Regions from separate parts of the Mus musculus genome. Here region 1 is linked to region 2. The links are chromatin loops, found by intact Hi-C in ENCODE. Cell type or tissue: left cerebral cortex. All regions are shown on one strand. Links, peaks and the distances in the headings refer to the core of each region. The heading gives the core; the rest is flanking DNA. Region 1 overlaps Fbxw7 (F-box and WD-40 domain protein 7). Region 2 has its middle 66 kb from the start of Gm31096.

Region 1 (10,553 bases), core at 1,662-9,661, 240 kb after region 2:
TTTTCAAAAAAAGTATAGAGAATTTCAAACAAAATTAAAAGAGATAACTAAACATTCTTATCCAATAATTTAACTGAGATAATGAAAAACACTAAATAAATGAACTCAGAACAGAGTATAGTGCTTCTGCTCCAGCCCTGAGACTGTAGCAGACACACACACAGACACACACACACACACACACACACACACACACACACACAGACACACACACACACACACACACAGACACACACAGACACACACACACAGACACACACACACACACACACACACACACACACACACACACACACACACAGACACACACACACACAGACACGCTGGTGGCTCCTCTAAGCTGGTTCAAGCACCTCAAACCAGGTAATGTGAGCATTTCTGCCTTACAGGTGGTATTAACGTTCAACAAAACTAGACCTGTGGAAGAATCCTCAGCTCACTGAACTATGATAATAAAGTATCTTAAATCCAAAGAGCAGACAGCTCACATCTGTTATCACAGCACTTGAGGATGAGGCAGAAAGACCATTTTAAGTTTGAGGCAAGCTACATAGTGAATTCTAAGTCAGGCTGGGTTACAGTGAATTTGTTTACAAAACAAACAAAAAAAAACCAACAAAAAAACCCCAACAAAACAAAACCAAAAAGAAAAGAATTAAAAAAGAAACACAAAGAGCACATGTAACCTGTACCATAACAACTGATTTTCAACCTCTGACAAATCGCTAATGAAGAAACTCTTAATTTTTTAAAACGGTACATAAATCACTATTTTATAGAAAAATCTTTATGCCTGCACCCTTTGAATTTTTTAATATTTATTTACAACAATCTCTAATATTCAACTAGCAAATCAATCTTTCCTTCATTCAAATCCAAAAGCAAATTCAGTTTCTTTTTCTCCAAAATAAAACAGGCTGTGTTAATAGTTAAAGTCTCCTAAGGAGGCAGGAGAATACAAAATGAGTTTTATCTTATTACCTGTCAAAAAAAAACCTGTCAGAATCATTACTGAATATCAAACATATATGTTACTAACTGACAAAATTGTGTCAAAGACATGGAAATAAATATGTATTGACTCTAATTCTCCTTTAGTAGGATTCCTTGTTAAAAGGCTGTTGCTGTCTTGATATAAAAAGTAGGCAACAAAAATTTTATGAGAATGTGTTCTGTACCAAAAGTTTTATTCTAAAACAGCTGATCATTTAATACTTTTGTTTTGGTATTGTCTTTAATAGAAGACCAAAATAATGTGAACAGACTGAAATCTGTGCATTAAAAAAATTACATTTACAATTAGTTTAACATCAAACAACTTCCTCATCTGAGAAATATATCATCAAGGTTAGAAGGAAAACCAAAATGACGTGAATATTTGCGGTGTCTCTCTATCCCTCCACACCCTCTGGTGGAAGCAAGCGCCCAACAGTGAAATTGTCAGACAGCAGAGGGGAGGGGAGAAGGGCTGTACAGAGAACGAAGCTTTCTTCATCTCTTTAGCATCATCTTGCCAGAGCTTTCTGTATGTAAAGTTATCCTAAGCAGTATGATTCCTTGATTACCCAGGAGCATTAAATATATTTCCACAATTGAACAAAATAAAAACAAACTGTATGTATGGGGTGTGTGACAATTTGTAATGATGTTTTAGAAAATCTTGTATCTAGGCAATGTTAATTTTATTCTGTTTCACAGAATAAAAATAACTAAATCAAAATTTTTTTTTTTAAAAAAAGATCCTAACCATAATGTCCTTGGAATTTCTACTGTTCACTCTGACCAGTTATTCAATAAAAGTGACAGTTATACAAAAGTGGGGGAGGGGACCACAGAGTTCTTAGATACTTTTGTCATTTAAATGTTAAAATTCAGCATTTCAAGTGACATCCAAAACCATGTTTAATTGGCTGGGAAATGAGATATTGTGCTTAAGTTAGTCTAATTAGCGTGAGAGTGGGCAAAGTTTTATACTGACGCAAAATCCAAAAATGATGGAGTGAAGAAGGAAACAAGACTACAATTGTATTTAGTTGTTATGGAAACTATTCTACAAGTGTAGAAATGTATGTGTTAAAACATAAAACCCATCATGCCAATAAATGGGGATTTCTAATACATTCATTCCATGAAGTAAGTTTTAGTAACCGGGAGATTTACCTCACTGCTAATAAATTTATCTTCGATTTGGTATATGAAAGTAGCTACCCTAAAACAGCAGTTGCTATAGTAACCAGAGACATTTCCTCGCGGTTTACTGTTTAGAAGTCCTTAAAATTGTGACTTTGCAATCTTGTTTAAAGAACTCCAGCATGTGTCTCCCATCAGAGTATCAGTGAGAAAGTCCAAGATGGACAGTGCCAGCCCTTCTGCTTGGGTTGAGCCTCATGCCCTTCCCCGTTTCTGTAATGTTAAAACACATTTCAACAACCAACAACACTGAATACAGTAGCACTATTATTCTTCGAAAACAAATTCAAAGAAATGTTTCCAGATGACATGCCCGCCTACCCCTCTATTCAACGTTACCTGGTATAATCTGAGACTTTGCATGGTTTCTTTCCCAAAGAAAAGGAACGAACTTCAGAACCATGGTCCAACTTTCTTTTCATCTATAAAGTAAAACAGATAAAATAAAAAAAATTACTTGGTCCATTATCAGACTTTGAGTTTGCATGCTAATATTTAAAAACTGTTAAATTTTCATGTGTCTAAAATGATGATTATTAGTAGGTTAATCAGAAAATATATTACGCAGTTTTTCCTATTTGCTTTACTCTTATGGACTGGATAGGTAATGTTCCCTTAGTATTCTACTGGGAAGAGCAGTGTTAGGTGAGGGACTAATATTTACCATGCCCTTAGAATGTTATATACTTTTCATTTTTCAGTTTAATAACAAGAAAAAATTTATTAGCACACATAGAAAATAACTGTATTTAGTATGTCTTCCTTACTAATCATTTTTCTTTAAAAATAGTAAGATAAAAATTTTAAATTTCACAACCAGAAATATGAATAACTGAATTTTAAGCATTCATATCATTATACAAAGGTAGAGAGCAAAATAAGCTAATCTTGAATAGTGATTAAAATAAAGAAGAGTTTAGCAAGGATAACAGAGACAGTTAAAAAGAGTAAATCCCTAATAGCAGGCAATCTGTATCTGCCACAGTAAAGCTGAAGGAAAAAAATCATCAACTGCTACATACAGAATACGCAGGAAAAAATACTCTTGAAACAACGAAATGATTGTAAAAGAATGAGTTATGACTAAGACATATGATATATGAGACATGTCTAACATGTACATCTTAAAGGTTTCTCACTATTCCATGTTGTGCTATCAATACATTCAAAATTGCATTTGTCAATGTCAATATTGAAATATTTATTTTTGTATTTCACTATCAATTAACGTAGGTCATCTGAGTATATGTATACAAAATAAAATCTGTTAAGGTTCAACTTTTCCTATTTCAACAGCTTCTCTTGGATTTGCAGGGTCTCACTAGCTACTGTATTACTGCATGTTATGGGGAGATAGCTATCTTCATTTTTATAGTAAGCTGGAACCCCTATTTTGCAGTAGGCTCATTTTCCTACCTATTGCTTCACACAGGAACACATGGAACATAGTATATACACTGTAAATACTAAAAGGCATTAAAAAGATTCAAACTCTGGGATGGGATAGCAAGGACTTGTTATCGTGAAGAAAGTGTCCCAGTCAACACTGGGTCATCTGTGGCTGCGAAGGTTCAAGAAGCTTATGCACAATTTATACTTTAGTGAAATACCTACTGTGGGAAACAGAATTGGCCTGCTTTCTTCCCTCTGGAAGTTTCTATACTCACTTCATTTTTAAAAGATAATCTCCAAATATATTATTTTTTCTCTTTGTAAATAATCTTATCAGAAAACAAAAAATATAGAAGCTGTAATGCACAGGGAGCCATGTGCTTCCACGTGTAGAATTCAGATACTCAGACATGTACCTACACACAAATGAATCCATCAGGAAGGGCAGCCAGTACAGAGCTTGGTAACTTTCGCAGATGATTTTCCTGATCATTATGGGAGTCTCTGACACTCATCTGAATTAAGTCAGTAATGCTGGCTCTCAGAACTTCCCAGAACGCCTTGTAAATATGCTGGTACAAATGACATCTAATTGCCACTAAAAGCAAACTTTATTTCCATCTAGAATCTTTCAATGAATAAAATATTTAAAACATATATCACAGAATTCACTGAGAAGGGTTTATGTTTAAATTATTTTACAAAACAAAGCATCTTCTGAATGACTGTGGAAATCTTTTAAATACTGTAATGTTAACTGAAAATACTGACTTTATAACCAAAAATTAATTGGGTAATTTTTTTAAGATACCACAAGTAGTCCAATCTCTTCAAACATAAACCCTACACGTTTCAGTGACTACACTCCAAGAGTTAACTAAGGAACACATACGTATGACTATGGTACAGGAAAACTGAACAGAAAGGTTCACGGAAAGCCAAGTGAGGCTGAGTATTTCCAGGTCAGCATTTAACGGAGCTACATTTCTGGAGTCTCAGATACGTTTTCAGTGAAAAAATCTCAGATGGAAATGTACATTTTATTTTAAAGCTTCCCCCAGCTCACACCATCGCTCCATACTTGCTTACAACAGTCATGAAATAAAGCAGAATACCAGAATCCAACCACCCACCAAAATTAGAGGATGCTGCAGCCATCTCTGATGATACAGATTTTCCTTCTCAGGCACACACACACACACACACACACACACACACACACACACACACAACCACACAGCACAGGAAGAAAACAGATTACTTACTTTGTAAAAAATCATTTTTAATGTGCCGTAGAAACCCATATTTTCTGTATTTTTCCCCTTCAGGGATTCTGTGCCCCCGTGTGTCCGGCTGCTTGGCAGTCTCTGACAATATAACCCCTTTTCAGGTAGGTATGTCACAGATTCTAACGTGGACATGCTCAGGCACGCCAGAAAAGGAAGATTAGGCAGCGGAACCGGCAGCAAAACTCCCCAGCACCAGCAGACGCAGCTCAGAACCAGAACGCTGCTCGGGACGCACACACGCATGCAGCTCCACTGAGGAGAACTCGGGGAATAATGAGCGAGAACCCACAAGATTATTGGAGGAGACTATGCCCTGTCAAAGCCTTGACTGAACAGATTCCTCCCTCAGCAGCAGAGGGATCAGATTACATCTTCCCTTGAACACAGAATGGTGCAGTCCAGGGTTCAGCAATGCAGACTGCACATCAATTATATGGTGATCTGCTCCAGGGAGCCCGTAAGCACACAACGCACTGAACAGAGGGCGGACGTGGGCAGCAGAGACCGCCCCCACACCACAGCCCCTCTCCCCTTCCAAACTTTCAGGAGATTATTTTTGTGTTTTGTAAAACCCACATTTTTGACGAGATTTAAATAGCAATCAGCATTACCACAAATAAGTCCTTCCAGAAAGAAACATTTTGGAAATGAAATGTATTTGGGTAACCCCCACCCCCAACAGAGGCGAAGCAGGCTACTTTCATTACTGTCATCCTACTGGATAGACTTGGCAGAGGCTGACTATATTCTTCAAGTAGCTTGGGCAGTGTGATATGGGCAATTCCAAAGGGAAAAATTAAGTATTCTTGGGGGAACTGACAACAAAGTAAACCAGTTTGGAGCAAAAGGTTCTTTTACAGAAATTATGTAATAAAAGATAAATTTCACCTGATTGTCTCTTATATTATGATTTAGTAAAATTATTTCTTAAGCTTTACCACACATTATTTTAAAATATAGTTTTCAAGATAACTGCCAGTGATTCTCGGGAACAAGAAGGGTTACCCTTAAAGATGAACCACTTCTACCTAATGCATGTTTGTATCAAGGCTACTTTCTCCATGTGCTCCGTGCTCACTTGGGAATCCCCTGACATTCACTCACCCTGGGCCAACAAGAGGTGGTAGACTTTTACCTCAAAAATGATTGTGGCAATGCACATTGCTTAGCATTAAAAAAGAATTTTATGTAATAATAAAGAAACTAACTTTGCCTAAAGGCAACCTTTCTCATAGAATGATTATGTACAAATTTAGGTATTCATCTTGCAACTTGCTACACAACTGCCCTTGGAAGTGGTGATAAGACTTCTTGGATAAGAAAGCTATTATCTAGTGCCCAGTTAATTAACTCCTATCCTCCCCACTAATGTTCTTTATTACAAGTAAGCTATGTGCCCATAGTTACTTAGAGCACTTAGTTTCTTTAGAAAATAGATTCCTACTATTTGAACAATATATTTTAGTAGTTCTGCATGGTAATGGAATATTACATGAAATATCAATTTTTAAAATGTTTACCATTATAAACATGACATTCAATGTAATACTGTTTACTTCCACATGTAAATTTTATGAAGATGCACATCTTAGATTCTCTCCAAGAAATTATGTTCTACTGTCTATTATCTTCTCAAACATTTACCTAATTCTTATGTCACCCCCCATCAGACACAATATGTACATACATGCTCAACAAAAGTTATTTTTCCTATCAATCAATTCACTCTCTGCAAAGGGAAGTTCTTTTTAAATTGAAACTTCTTGCTTTGGGGGCGAGGGTGTGTCCAATATTTGGGAAAATATACAGACCCTTATTAACTAGTTGCTTCAAGATCAGGGGTTGTGGGGTGGGGGCAGCAAATATGGAGTTCTTGCTTGTTCCAGGCTACTGAAGAATATTAACAAGTAGTTGGACTCTCCTATAGAATTTGTATTGGGTAAGCTTAGTGGGGTGCCAGAGATAGAAATACCTTTATTCAAAGGAGTTCTCATGGTCACATAACTGCTGATTATGGTCATGAAGTTACAAGGAAACTTGCTCATAAAGTTATATGAAAAGGATACACTGGAAAGTCTATACCATCCCACTTCCTTCACTTCCTTCATCTGCCAAGGTGATCACTTAGGAGTGGCCCCTATTAACTTAGCCCTTTAAGTGAAAAATATGTATGGTTATAATTACTAATGATGACTTCCATTTACCAAATATTTAAACAATTCTCCCAATACTTAGTTTACAATGCTAATTTAACTGTAAAGAACTAGCCAAGCAAAACTAGTTAACCAATTTCCTAATCAGATTTCAAAGTAACAAAATAAAAATAAAGATTTTTCCAGCACTCTTTTTTTAAGTAGCATCACTGAAAACCATGCGTCGTATCTCCTTACTACCAGACTCTACATATGACCCAGGCAAAGCAAAGCATTCACATCGTCTGATTTCTGGCTGTCTTAGCTTACAGATGGTCTCAAGCATAAATCATATTTAGGTGTTTTAGTAATATATTTTAAATACTTTTTTCTATCTATATTACACCTGGATGGACAGAAACATGGGACTTTAGCCTATAATCTATGTAGTTCTAAGCTTACTTTGTATTTTATGTCTTATGCTGTAACATCAAGTAGAAGTTCATCAAAAAGATTAGCTGGTGAGTTTCTACTATAGATAAATAAATGCTAATGTCAGTTGTACAAAATTTTAGAATATCTCAACATAGTAAATATGTTTTCATTATAATAAAATAAATTTTCATGCAATTCCAGGTAGGCAATAATTTTCCCATTCTTTTGAAATATTCCTTGTACTAGCAATGCATAAGCATTATTTAAATTAAAACCTATTAGCAAGCTTTAGAGTTGGTTGTATACAAGTGGATGCTGGCTCCAGAAATAAGCAGCACAAAGATGTTTTGAACCAGAGCCCAAGCTCTGGGAGATAATGGCATAGAATGGTTAACCACCGCTAGTCTAAGCAAATGACTCGCTCTGAGCAAACGGCTGGACACCTAGTTGGTTATATACATAAACAAACCAAAACAGTCTACTGTGGATGATGCAAGTGAAGTATGCACATACAGCGAATTGCATCTATCCTCCTTGGCATGACCTTCAGACTCCTGGCTTCCCTACAGCACACAATTACTGTTCCAAGTCATTACTAACTAGTCTTGGTAGTCTTCTGCCACAACAACCTAATGTTATCTCTGTACAACTTTCTCTCTAATAATTACTCCCGGAAGGTTCATACATCACTCAAGTTATCTGTAGGACATCCAGAAAAACATTTATGTAACAAATAACAGTTTTAAACAATTGGCCTTTCAAGCAAGCAGTACAACCATAAGAGTAATTTGGTAATTCAGGCATATGTATGAATATATAAAGTATATGTTTCTTAATATCTACTATACTTAGTATTTCCAAGTTTACTGTAATAGGATTGGTTGTACCATGAATATTATTTTCTTAGTTACCTTGCTAACAGTTAAAAATACATTTCTACCTTATAATAGTAAGAAGATGTGTTTGTATTTTGATGTCAGTGATCTTATTATCATGACAACATTCTACTCTGGAAAAGAACAGGAAACTACCTACCACAGTTAGCTGTCTTGCCCTGAGCAGAATTAGATTAGAGACAGCTCAAATTTTCTACATCAAAGAAAAGAATGCCAAGCATGTGAGGCTGTAACAAACTTTTTGAATCATTACTAACTCGTTGTCATTAACTTTCCTATGGAAAGGCTCCTGACTAAAGTGGAAAGTCAGTGGGAGTGTTCTCTTGCAGGTGCTATCAGCTGGGAAGGAGGTGTGCAGCTCAGCACCCATGCATGCACTACTGCAGTAGGCAAGGCACTGGCTAGTAGGGCATTTCCTACATTCATTAGGAAATTAGCCAGCTCTTAAAATGTGTCAAGCACATGATAGTATATAATTTAAGACTTTTTCTTCGTCTATTAAATGTATAGTAAAATAAGAAAGGACAAGGGCATGGACACACACACACACACACACACACACACCCCACACACAGGGTGGGGAAGCGGAGCTTTTAGAACCCATAATAAAATTAGTTTTAAAAATATCGAACTCTCGTTTTCCAAAATACCCTCCAACTAAACCAACACTATAGTATTAATGCATAGCTACCCAACATTAAACACAATATATAATTTAAAATAAATATGAAAAACACAAAAAGATTTTATACAAAAATTGTAACCATAGTAAATCAAACTGTAAATGAACATAAAGCTCAGACTTTAAAAGTTTTATTTAACTAAATATAACTGTAAAAATAGTATTTATTTATTTTTCTGTAAGTTCAAACTATCTAAAAGCCTCTTTACAGAGAGAGATGCAGCCTCTGGTAATCTGGCACAATCAATTACAAAGTCAATGCAAAGATTATAATATGCACATGTGCACATGTATGTGAATGTACAAAAATATAAATGTCCACACATTCAGAACTTACACACAATAATGAAGGTTAGAGTTTCATTTAACACAGTCACAGAAGAAAATAAAGCTAGAAGTTTTATTTGCTTCTAGGATATATATTTCTGTAGAATTGTCAGGGATTTGGTAGGAAGTCAGCATACCTCACAATATAGTACACACCTGTGCACTAGGCCAACAATCCATGCAAGCTACCCTCAATCTACTAACAAGTATTGCGTTTCTCTATCTCACACTTTAGATCTAAAATACAATACCACTACCTTAAATGTATGTGTTATTAGTTGTTTCCTCTTAAAACTGTACTGTAAACTTATTCTTATATTTTCTGTAAAGAAAATGTCATAAAAATATAAAAGGTTGACTTTAGGAAAAACAAAATAGTAACTAATACACAGTCAAGATGAAATTTACTTTCCTTCAGTGGAAAGCTTACAGCCCAATTTACTATTTTCTTCATCCACGTCTATATTTATTGGAGCTGGCTATGAAGTTCAAATCTACTTGAGAAAAGTTTTCATGTATATGAAATCTTGTGTGTGAATACCAATCTTGTATTCACTTACAAATGTTTAAAATCCTGGAACTAATTTCTTAAATTAGTGATTAGTCATGACAAAGAGGCATCTAAAAAAGCTAAAAACTAAGAAATAAAAGGAGTGTTTTACCTATTGAACCAACAAAACACTTGAGTACCAGGAAGCCATCCATATACCATGGAGTGGACCTGGAGCCATCTAATCTAATCTTTCTTTGTGATGAACTTGAGGCGCAGACTCTGAGGAGTAACTTTGGCTCAAACGTCAGTGTGCCTTCGGCCACTTGGCACATGAGTTGTGTGGGGAATGAGTGGTAGTACTCCTCAGATACTTACATACCCTAAGGGACTGTGAGGACTCTCCGAATGTCTAACAGGTATTAAGTACCCTACAAATGGTAACTGCCATTAATGGTGACAATAGTAAGAACAGGTGTCCTGCCAGGATGTGGGCTCTGTTTCCAGAGCTCAACTTCGCTTTCTAGTTCCCATTACAAGGTAGTGGGTCAAGCTGACAGACATTGCTTTAAAAAAAAAAAAAAGGTGCTCTGCTTTCAGAGGACTGGTTCCCTGGTCATTACAAGCATGCCTCTACTGCAGGTAGGAAGTCTGAGGCAAGTGGCAATGAGGAAAGGATGGCAGACACTGGGTAGAGAAAGCTAGGTTAGAACCCCACCA
Region 2 (10,553 bases), core at 1,152-9,151:
TTCTTATACCACCCAGGGCAACCTGCCCAGGTTTGGTACCTTCCACAGTGAGCTGAGCCTTCCCACGTCAATCAATATTCAGGAAAATGCTCCAAAGGCTTGCTAAAGGCCAACCTTGTGAAGGCATTTTCTCAGTTGGGGGTCCCTCCTTTTAGATGACTATAGCTCGTGTCAAACTGACACAAGCCAAGCTAGCACAGGAGGTCTCTGAGAAGAACTCCTTATACTGTTGCTGTTGTAGATTTGGTCTAATGCTGCTTATATTATGTTAATTTTGGCCCCCGAATTGCACGAGAATCCCCCCTGTCCACACATCAGATTTTGAGGGACCCTTTCCCCAGTTGGTTTTGACTGGTAAATAAAGTTGCCGGTGGCCAATGACTGGAGAGGGAGCCAGAGGCAGGACTTTAGGATTCCTGGACAAGGGGCTGAGGAGGAACAGGAAGAGACAGTCATCATGCCAGGAAAGGAGAGGAGGCCACACCTGAGAGGTGCCAAACAGAGAACATAACTGTCATGTAGGTGCACTCGGTCCAAGAGGGCTGGGTCCAGCGCAGCCAAGATGAAATATAGGTTTTAGTGAGTAAGTAATAACTCAGAAATATTGGAGGGGAGAGTGTTAGCTACATGGAGTTTTGGAAGTGGCCCAACCACTGAGCTGTTTAAGGAATATGCGCACACTCGCGCACGCACACACACACACTTCATTTGAGAACCCAGAACGTTGGGGCAGGTAGCGAGGACCTCCGTGATGCTGCCAGATCGATTTGGAAACTGCAACAGCCACTCTCACTCAGCCTTGACGAGGATTGTGGGACCCCAGCCCCCTCATCTCCCCTCTTTCCACATCCTAAGCATGAGGTGAATGGTTTTACTCTATCACTGGCTCTGGCTGTGATGTGCCATCCACAGGCAAAGCAACAGTCATGACTCAAAACCTCTCAAGCCACGAACCAAAGGAATGTTAGAGATTGACTTTTTTTGAGTCCATGTTGCAGTCACAGAAAGCCGAGCCACACATATCAAGCATGCTCTAAGTGCAAACACACACACACACACACAGAGGGAGAGAGAGAGGGAGAGATGGCTGCCTAGTGTTGCCATAAATTATTTAACCAAGTGCCTATGGATTGTTTCTTTATGTCCTTTACCATTATAACTAGCACTGAAATAAATATTCTTATACAAACTTTTGGCTGTGTCTCTGATTATTTTCTAAAAACATTTCCCAGGGTTGGCATTATTGGGTCAAGGGAATCTACATTTTAAGTTTTTCATCCACAGCCCCAAAAAGCCCTCTGAAATTATATTGTGCCAACTTAAATGATTGCAAACAACTCTGGAAGAGCCAACCTGGGAAGGCTGTACAAGTCATTCCAAAGAGAAAACATGGCCATTGGCACTGGAGGAGACTGGGAAAGCAGAAATAGCTGCTCCATGCTGGCCGGGGACACCAGGTGTGGGAATCACACCTCCCAAGCTGTGAGAACTGATCTGTTGTCTAGAGAGAAGGAGTTTCAGAGTCAGTTTACTTGAGGGTCATCTGACAAAGGCAAGCGAGGTCAAGGCCTCTAGGGTAGGGAGTTTGTTTTCACCTGACCTTCTTTACCCAAGGCCAAGTGTGAGGTGAGCAACACGGAAGGTCAGTCAAGGCTCCTCTATGCGCCGTTTCCTTGGGAGATGGTTCCAACCAATCAAGTGAGGTACATGGCAGGAGAGAGAGGGACAGAAAAGTTGGGGTACCAATGTGAGAGAAAGAAGAGGAGGAAAGGGAGGAAGAAGACAAGAAAGAAAAAGGATAGCAATGAAGGGATCAGAGAGGAGGAGCCTAGAACCAGGGCCCGAGTAGTTTCATTCCAAGCGGAGTCCCTAGCCCTAGCCCTAATGACCAGGAACAGTGAGTAAGTGCAGGAAGTGAACAAATGCCAGAGACCAACTTCTCCCTCATGGGCCAAGGAAACTAGCCAAAAGTTCAAGAATCCCACCACAGAACCAACAACAGAACCAAATGGTGAAGAGCAGCCGGCCTGCATTCATACCTTGGCAGAAATGTAACATGAGTATCTGCCTAGGGGTTCATAAATTCAATACAAGGAAATGATAGGCAAAATCCAAGAGGCCGTAGGGTATAGACTTTCAATTGATTATTGATTGATAAGAACGGTCACATTAGTGACAGCTAACTTCCAGCTCTCCCTCTGCCCCTGTGGTGCTAAATAACCTAATCCTCTTGACATATGCATGCAGCTCATATTGGGTGTCAAGAGATGGCTAGGGTGACCCACTCTGTCCTCTAGGGCCCCAATGCTAACCCCACTCCCTATGAGGTTGTTCCCATCCTGCCTCCAACTGCAGATGACAAGCCTCACACCCACGGTGCAGGCATGCAGTAACCAAAGCTTGGGCAGAGTCCTGGAAACCAGAAGGCCAAGAGAAGTACCTTTACTCTTAGTTTGCCTCTGGATCTTTCAACTTAGGGATTCCATCAGCCTGGAAGACTCCTCCAAGCTTCAACACTCCAGGCTCTCCCCACTGCTGCCTTCTCAGGGTGATCTTCCCTTTGACCCTGTATTCCCATTAGATCTCTTCTCTCGGTATCCTCTGCTACCCTCTGATGTGTACGTGTGTGTGTGTGTGTGTGTGTGTGTGTGTGTGTGTGTGTGTGTGTCTGGTGTATGCACTGATGTCTTTACTCTCTGCCTCCCCCATCACAAGAGAGGCATTGAGTCAAGAGTATGCCCTGTTTGTTTCCTGGATCTGGTTGCACCCATTCCTCAGGTCCTATCATTTAGCTTCTCTATATTTAAGAGGTTCCAAGCTCCAGCATGCAGTTTGACTTAAGTAAAAGATAAATTCCCGCATGAGGGGCCTGGGGGAGAGGCAGGCAGAGAGTCTGGAGAGTCAGCCTGGGATGGTAAGGCACGGAGCTGGCCCCAGACCCTGGTCAGCATGGGAAGAAGTGATACTATGGCAAGATATCCCTGTGCTGGACACTCTATGCTCTCCTGGAAGCTTCAATAACTCAATAATTTATAAACTTCGCCAACTGCTCTCTGCCTCTCCTGCAATATTCAGTGCCCCGGGGGATGAACTGAGGCTGAGTCACGAGTTCCCAAGTCAGCTTTCACTTCCATAGGAGGAAGGAACATTGGGAACTTTAAAACTAGACAGACAGGGAATTCCTCCAGAATTGCCGAAGGACTGGATGCTAGAAACAAACACTGGCTGGGAGCAGCTAAACAGTGCATCGCTGGAAGCCGCCCCTTTCCCAGATACTGATGGAGGCTCTGTAACACGATCTGACAGCAGGTAACATCTATACTCCGCAAGGGACTCTGGACATTCACTCTTCTGCCAGGCCTGGTACACAGCTAGTACATGTTTTTTAAACCACAAATAGGTAAAAACAAAACAAAAACAAAAACCAAACAAACAAACAAACATCTTCAAATCACAGCCACTTTTTAAAAAAAATTCTAAGCCTACAAAGAATATTCATTCCTTTTGAGACTGGAGAGATGACTCAGAGGTTAAGAGCACTGAATGGTCTTCCAGAGGTCCTGAGTTCAATTCCTAGCAACCACATGGTGGCTCACAACTATTATAATAATGGGATCCAATGTCCTCTTTCACAACCATTTGTGATGAGATCTGATGTCCTCTTCTGATATGTCTGAGGACAGCTACAGTGCACTCATATACATTAAATAAATAAATCTTTAAACACACACAAAAGTAGCCAACACCTGGAGGTCCAGCTGTCAAAGGTGACGGATGGAGAGGCCTGGGATGGTGGCTCATGAGGGTCACCTGTGAGAAATTCATGTGTGGGAGTGGAGGGATTGCCACCGGAGCCAGGAGGCAGCCAAAGCCCAGCTTTCCACTGGGAGGCTGTCACCCGGAGGGCTCTGCCTTCCTAAACCAGAGTAACCAGCTGCTTTCCTGAACACTGTCACAGTGCTTATGGGATTTGTTTCTCTTTGGCAGCCTCTCCTGAGGAGAGATCAATGAGCCCGAGTCTGCCTTCAAAAGGACGGGCTCTGTTTTCTTCTGAGGAACGGAGAAGAGACGCTGGTACATTCTTCATGCTCCTCCTGTCAAGGTTGTAGAGAATTAATGTTTCCTTCAACAGTCACCCTAGGGTAGTCCCTAAAATAAGGCGCAGGGCAATGCAGAAAACGCCACAACCCGTTTGTGGGCCTTAGTGAAAAAGAAGTCAAGTCTGTGACATTAACACACATGTCGTTATATGAACGCAGCCAGTTCCTCACCTGCTGCTCTGAGGAGTTGCTGGCATTTCTGGCTGCCACAGAAAACAGGTGATCACTGACAGAGAGCACCAGCCTAGCCTTTGGCCCCTTGCTGCCTCCATAGCCCCGCTCCAGGATGCCAGACCAAAGACCCTTAAGCCATCCTCAAAGGATAAGCCTCCACCCTTTTTTTTAAGCTCTCAGGATACAGGCTCGCCTACTCTTCCTCTCCACCACCCACTCTTCTCCGTGCAGGCTTCTGGTTCCACCCACCTCTGTCCTGAGGGAGCCTCAGGAAAGAGCCCTGGGGCCTCCTCAGCCACCTCAGCACGTGACAGGAATCTATCCTCCCTCAGCTTCCTGGCAAGAAGCTCTTAGTGGCAGTTTCTCTCTTTTTCAGGTGTCTGTCTCTCTCCCTGGGAGTCTGCTCTCAGCTCCCCTCCCTTCCACATTGCCCTCACTCTGTCTCCTCACGACTGGTGGCTCCAGGAAGAGGGTCCTCACAGCCACTACCTTTCCATCATTATCAGCCCCGACCTTAGCTCCCCAGGGACATCCTGACTCAGGTATCTCCTGCAAAGCTACAAATCAGCTGTTCTCTCTGTCCCTCCTCCACTCTCAGAGTTAGCGATGTCCCTGGTAGAGCTGTTGGCCTTATTTTTCAAATCCAACCACTTGCCAAATCTTTGCAACACCACCTTCCTTCCATCCTTATCAAATGTGCAATGTCTGCTCTTGCAGACCGTTGCCAGGTCATCTAATACCCTCTGGGGTGCTCACATCACCCCTATACTCTATATTCTGTAGTCTATTGAGGGTACTCTCGAAGTTTGCTTGGGAGACACTAATTTATCTCTCCCTGGCTCTAAAACCTGCAATGGCTCCCATGACTGATAAATTTCCTGCTGCTGAGCAGGGAATTTAAACTCTTTGTAATCCAAGGTTCTCTTTTATTTTGTCTTTCTGGAGCTGTTCTTCAGTGTCATTTAAATTCCCACTAGTCTTCCCATCTTTTGCCAAACAGGCAGTTTCTCTTATTTGCATCTATCAGCATCCTGCCTTTTCTTTAAGGCGCACCTCAAAATGCCACTTCTACCTGGAAGCCTTCCTGGGTTCTCCTAACCAAGTCCCCTTTCCCTGGTTCACTAGGTTTCGCTAGCCACGGCCACTATACACTGGCTCACCACGTCTGCTACCACGAGTGCTGGGAAACACCAGTTCAAAGCAGATACTCAGAAGCTATGGAAATGTGTTTTCTTCACACCAGGAGCACAGATCACGGGTCGAAAAAATTCAAGGGGCTTAGGAAAGCTGGCGAAGGGGGAGGCAGACTGAAGCTAGGCAGAGTGGCTGCTGTCAGCAAGGCTGTCTTCCTGTAACTGTATCCCCAGGGACCACAGGTACCTCTGCTCAATCTCTCTCTCTCTCTCTCTCTCTCTCTCTCTCTCTCTCTCTCTCTCTCTCTCTCTGTGGTCACTCAGGATATGATTACTGGCATTAGATGCAAGCACATGTTTCTGATCCATTAGTCTGAGTGAGGCTGAGAAACTGAAAAGGGGGCCACCAGGGTATTGCTGTGATTGCTGGCTGGGTTGGTCTAGTTACCACCTCAAAGAGGAGTGAGGTGGAGGAGAGGAAGGATCTAGCAGATGGGGGGGGGGGGTTACGGAAGCAGAGGGAGATGAGAAAAACACAGGGCACCATCCTGGAGGCAGGAGGACGTTCCCTTAAACTGTTATAATTGTTATAATATGGAGGGTGGAGGTGGGGTGCACATGGGTCCCGGACACACATAGGCACCCACCCACAAAGCAACCCGGAGGCTCAGGCTTCTTCTCCCCCACAGGGGGTTGGCCATCAGCCTGACAACCCTAGCGAGCATTGTTGCTCCGGTATACAGTAGCCCACGCAGCATAAATCTGTCTCCCACGCAGGAACAGCCTGAACAGGAGGCTACAGCCCGGTAATGAAGACGTGAACCGCTGAAATGCCGTGTCAGATGGCGGCGGTGACATCTGAAAGCCGTAATTTGCTGCTCGGCATATTTTTGTTCCAGGTACCAGAGCCTGCACAAACGCTGTCGCGTCTCTCCCGAGGCAGCCGCTCTGCTCTCCAGCCTGGCTCTGGGCCAGGTGGTCTTGGCCTTGCCAACAGGTTTCTTTGGTGGAGAGCTCAAGAAGTCTTTGCTTGGATCGTCTGACCAAGCAGAAACCGGGGAGTACCATGAGGTTAAAAGCACCCCTTACTCCCCAAAGTGCAGGTCGCTTGAACCGCCCGTATCCCCTCACCCCAATCTAGTGACCTGACTTCTTAAAGGGTGACTTATAAGGGATCAAAATAATTTTAGCCATGCCAAGGCTGGAGGGCTCTTAAAAAGGAAAGATTACTACAAGCAAGGCACAAGAAACACAGATCTGTTGTTCAGAGCGGCTCGCTCCTTTTTCAATCAGCAGCTTCTCCATTCTTTCTTTCTCTCTTGGTTGATACCTTCCCAGAAGCCCAGCCAAGCAGACAAGCAATTTCTATAAGTATAGGCCTTCAAATGAAAGGTTGTCCTTTGAGCCCTCACTGGCTACCTGGCACTTCAGTGGAATCAGTACCCGTGTTCTAGCCTCTGTCTGTAAGCGAAGAGGGATCTCCCACGGGCACACTCAGGCTATGCTTAAACCACAGGAACTGGGAGATTCACGGTCTGGGCCTAGAGTGGGGCCTTTCACAGCTTAATCCTCCCAGCTGGGCCTCAGCTCCGCAAGCCGCGCATACATCTGTTGACCCGCTGCTCTCTGGATGGCCTCCCTGCCAGGCTCGCTGGAGTGGGCGGAGAGGATAAAGTGACAGTGAACAACAGGAGTCTCAGCTCCTGGCCTGGGTTCCTGAGAGCACAGGCTGCAAAGCAGGCTTAACAGCCTCCAGAAACGCCCGCCCGGAGGGGCAGGGGCAGGACAAGACCTCTTTCACTTAAGTGGAGGGTTTACCTCAAGGACAGGATCTCAAGGACTCCTAGGTGCTCGGTGTAGAATCACCCTGAGACTGGGAGGCACTCTGTAAATGCTTCCCTGGAAAACTTCCGTTGGGCAAACTACTGGGACCAGCAGGTTATTCATCTCCCACAGCATGGTGGTCCAAAGGCAACAGGGAGCAGGCAACAGACTTCTCCACACCCAGAAAAGCCCGCTGTCACCTTCGCTGCTCACGGGCACACTGTCCAACACTGGCTCTTTGAACCACAAACATTTTCTCACCTAGCCAACAGCATAACCCACTTCATAAACTGTGATCATGGGGTCACGCGGAGAGATGATAGAAGACTCGCTTGTTAAATGCAACGTTTTAGGGTTGTTTTTTCCCACTCCTGTATCATTGAGATTAAATTTATGTGTTTTGCTGAAATTCACCTTTTTTATACCTCATTCTTCCACTCCTATGAACGCATGCTTTCATGTAAATTGCATTACAATCAAGATAGAAAACATTTCTACAGTCCCCAGAAGTTCCCGCACGCCCCTTTCTAATCAATCCTGACCCCTCAGCCCCAGCTCCAGGCAGCACTGATCTATTTTCTGTCCCTATGGTTTCCGCTTCTTTCCAGAATGGCACATAAATAGAACCGTACAGTATGTGTACGGCTTCCTGAGTCAGGCTTCGTTCACTTAGCATGATCCATGACTGTGTTAGTAACGTGTTTTCTCTCATCGCTAAGAAGCATGCAGGTATCTGTCACCCATTAACCAGCTGAAGGACGTCTGGATTGCTTCCAGTTTGGGGTGATTATGAGCAAAGTCAGAGTGAACACCCAAACTCGGGGGTTGGTGCGATTGGAAGTTATCATTTCAGTAAATAGCCTGAGCCAGATTGGCTGGTATCAGTGCATTCATAGCTTTGAAAAGTAACTGCCAAACTGTTTTCCAAAACAATCGCAATTTATTCCCACCGGCAGCATAGCTATGATTGTTCCATGGTCCCGTGTTTTTCTGACATGGTTGCAGCTTCTTGTTTGATTGCTATTTTCATGGGTAACTAGCTGTAATTAATTGTAGTGGTATTTTAGTTGTATATCAACAGCGATGCCAAACCCTTTTGTGTGCATACTTACCATCTATATGGCTTCTCTGATAACACATCTGTTAAGATGGTTTGCCTGCATTTTATAGAGCAGTCTGGTTTTTACTTACTACCAAACTGTGAGATTTCCATCTACACACAAGCTCTTTCCCAGATATGTGATTTACAGATGTTTTCTCCACATGTTATTTTTCTTATTCTCTTTATTTTTGGTGTTGTTTTCCATTTCCTTTATTTTTTATTTCTTGAAGAAAAAAAAAGTAAGTTTTTATCAAATCAAGTCTAGTTTATCAGTTAGATAATCTCTTTGGTTTGTATCCAAGAACTCACTGCTTAAGTCAGAACCACGGAGATTTTTCTCCTGAGTGTTTTATAGCAGTCTGTGTCAATGCTGTCTTCTCCTCTGTTTATGTTTATGTAACCCCGCCCACACCACGCTCAACAGTCTGTCCTTCCCTGTATCCAGAGTCTGCTGCCAGTGTGTGCATAGCATTCTCTGGGACTCCCTGCCCTGTTCAATTGATCTAAATGCCTGTCCTTTCTACAGCCTATCCTTTCTGCAGCATGGTTCTCATCATTCCTGTGATAAACGCCTCGGAGTTAAGAGAACGGACTCTTCACCATGAGCCTGTCTCTCATTGGTTGCTTCCTTAAGCTAATTTCCATAATGGTCTCCCAACCATCTTCATGATTTCTATTGGAGAAATGATTTGCTCCCAGGTTGGAGGAGAGCATCTTCGTCCAAGGGGAGTTCACAGTGGGTAGACACGGTGGATCTCTATTTGTATCAGTTTTTTTTTTCACCAAAATCTTATACTTAAAGCAATACAGATCTTTAACACTTTTAAAAACTTTTAATGTGTATCCAGTGCTCTGAGGGGTGCTATTGTAAATGGCACTTTAACTGCAATCGCATTTACTGAATTTCACCGGGTGAGTGTTGGGTGCTTTTGCAGAGAAATGTAGCTGCTTCGCTGGGTCGCTCCTCGATCCAGAGCTGATTACCTCCATTAGTAATTCTATCAGCATTGAAAATCGATGACTCGAAGGTTTCCGAGATCGATTGGTATGATATTACAAGAAGAGACTTTAAAAACTACGCGCAATTTTTTTTCTTGTCTTATCACACACTGCCTAGAACTTCCACAGCTGTTCGGATTTAACTTGTAGGAAGGATTCCCTCCCACCCTGTGTGTGTCTTGAGGGACCTTGCTTAGCTGCTCACCTCTGAGCATCCTGATGGCTGCAGGCATTTTCAACATGCCTTTACAGATGGGGAAGCCTAGTTTGCTGGCCATTTTACTTGTCCTTCTGGTTGTTTGCTTGCTTGTTTGTTTGTTTGTTTGTTTATCATGAATGGATTTTAAATCTATCTGCTGAGATGATCACAGAGTTCTTCCTCTGTAGTCTGTTTATAATGGAGAATTACACTGACCAGTTCTTAAAATGCTTAATCACCACTATATCCCAGATTACAATGCCTACATTCTAAGTGTTCTTGATGAGAATATATAATGTGCTATTTTAGGGGATCAGCCTGCGGAGATCACTCGGGACAGGTTAGGTTGGTAGAGAGGGTCGTCCCATCATGTCTCCTCACTGATTTTGCTCTATGTTCATTAGGCTGATCTAGTTAGTGCTGAGATGGGAGTGTTGAAATCTCTGATTACAATTACCTATCTCTTTTCATCTTTGTTAGTTTTTGTTTCTGTGTTTTGAAGTGTTGATATTAAGTTGGAGCTGCTGTCTTGTGTCTATTTCCCCTTGTTCCATCTGCTGCATCTTTGTTCTCTTCTCCCTGACACTGCATAGCTTGTCCTCCATCTTATTATCTAGCATTGACATCATTTTACTTTTGAAATTTATAGCACCGACTGGAACTAATTACAGCCTATACTCAAATAATAGAAAGCATTGCACCTAAGTGTCACAACTGTAAATATCCAGTCCCTTCAGACCTTTGTCCCATTGTTGTATGTATTGGGTTTTCTGTTTGTTTGTTTGTTTGTTTGTTTGTAATATATTAAACACACACCACAGTCCTACTGTTCAGTTTTAGGTGGCTATCTTTTGTTTAACAGAGTGACTAAAGATGATGTTTTAGATGCCTTGATCTGCACCCACCTTAACCATTTCCAGGGAGGCTTAATTTCTGTGTGCAGATCTAACTGTCTGCAGACATCCCACCCCTCCGCTGAGGAGCTCTTTAAGGCCTCTCTGGGTCTACAGTTGTGGTTGTGG

The links. Peaks named below come from ENCODE experiments on the same cell type or tissue, not always from the same donor. Only the 100,000 strongest peaks of a DNase experiment are listed, where the experiment ranks them.
Region 1: a loop joins it to region 2, with 5 times the contacts of the local background. A loop is called at or near these places in 2 of 42 quality-filtered maps.

Annotation. Positions count from the first base shown.
Region 1 is chr3:84,946,934-84,957,486 of GRCm38, reverse strand. It overlaps Fbxw7 (F-box and WD-40 domain protein 7), which reads right to left. Exons shown (of 14, transcript NM_001177773.1): 5 at 2,530-2,612. Among named protein-coding and RNA genes, the nearest start is that of Gm30944, 71 kb to the left of the region's middle. In left cerebral cortex, for the core only: no CTCF peak of the experiment used is centred there; DNase peaks (open chromatin) are centred at 3,801, 4,009, 4,612, 5,257 and 2 more places; H3K4me3 peaks cover 4,432 bases; H3K27ac peaks cover 5,324 bases.
Region 2 is chr3:85,182,560-85,193,112 of GRCm38, reverse strand. No RefSeq gene overlaps it. Among named protein-coding and RNA genes, the nearest start is that of Gm31096, 66 kb to the right of the region's middle. In left cerebral cortex, for the core only: no CTCF peak of the experiment used is centred there; DNase peaks (open chromatin) are centred at 6,750, 6,848, 7,909, 8,748 and 5 more places; H3K4me3 peaks cover 490 bases; H3K27ac peaks cover 5,668 bases.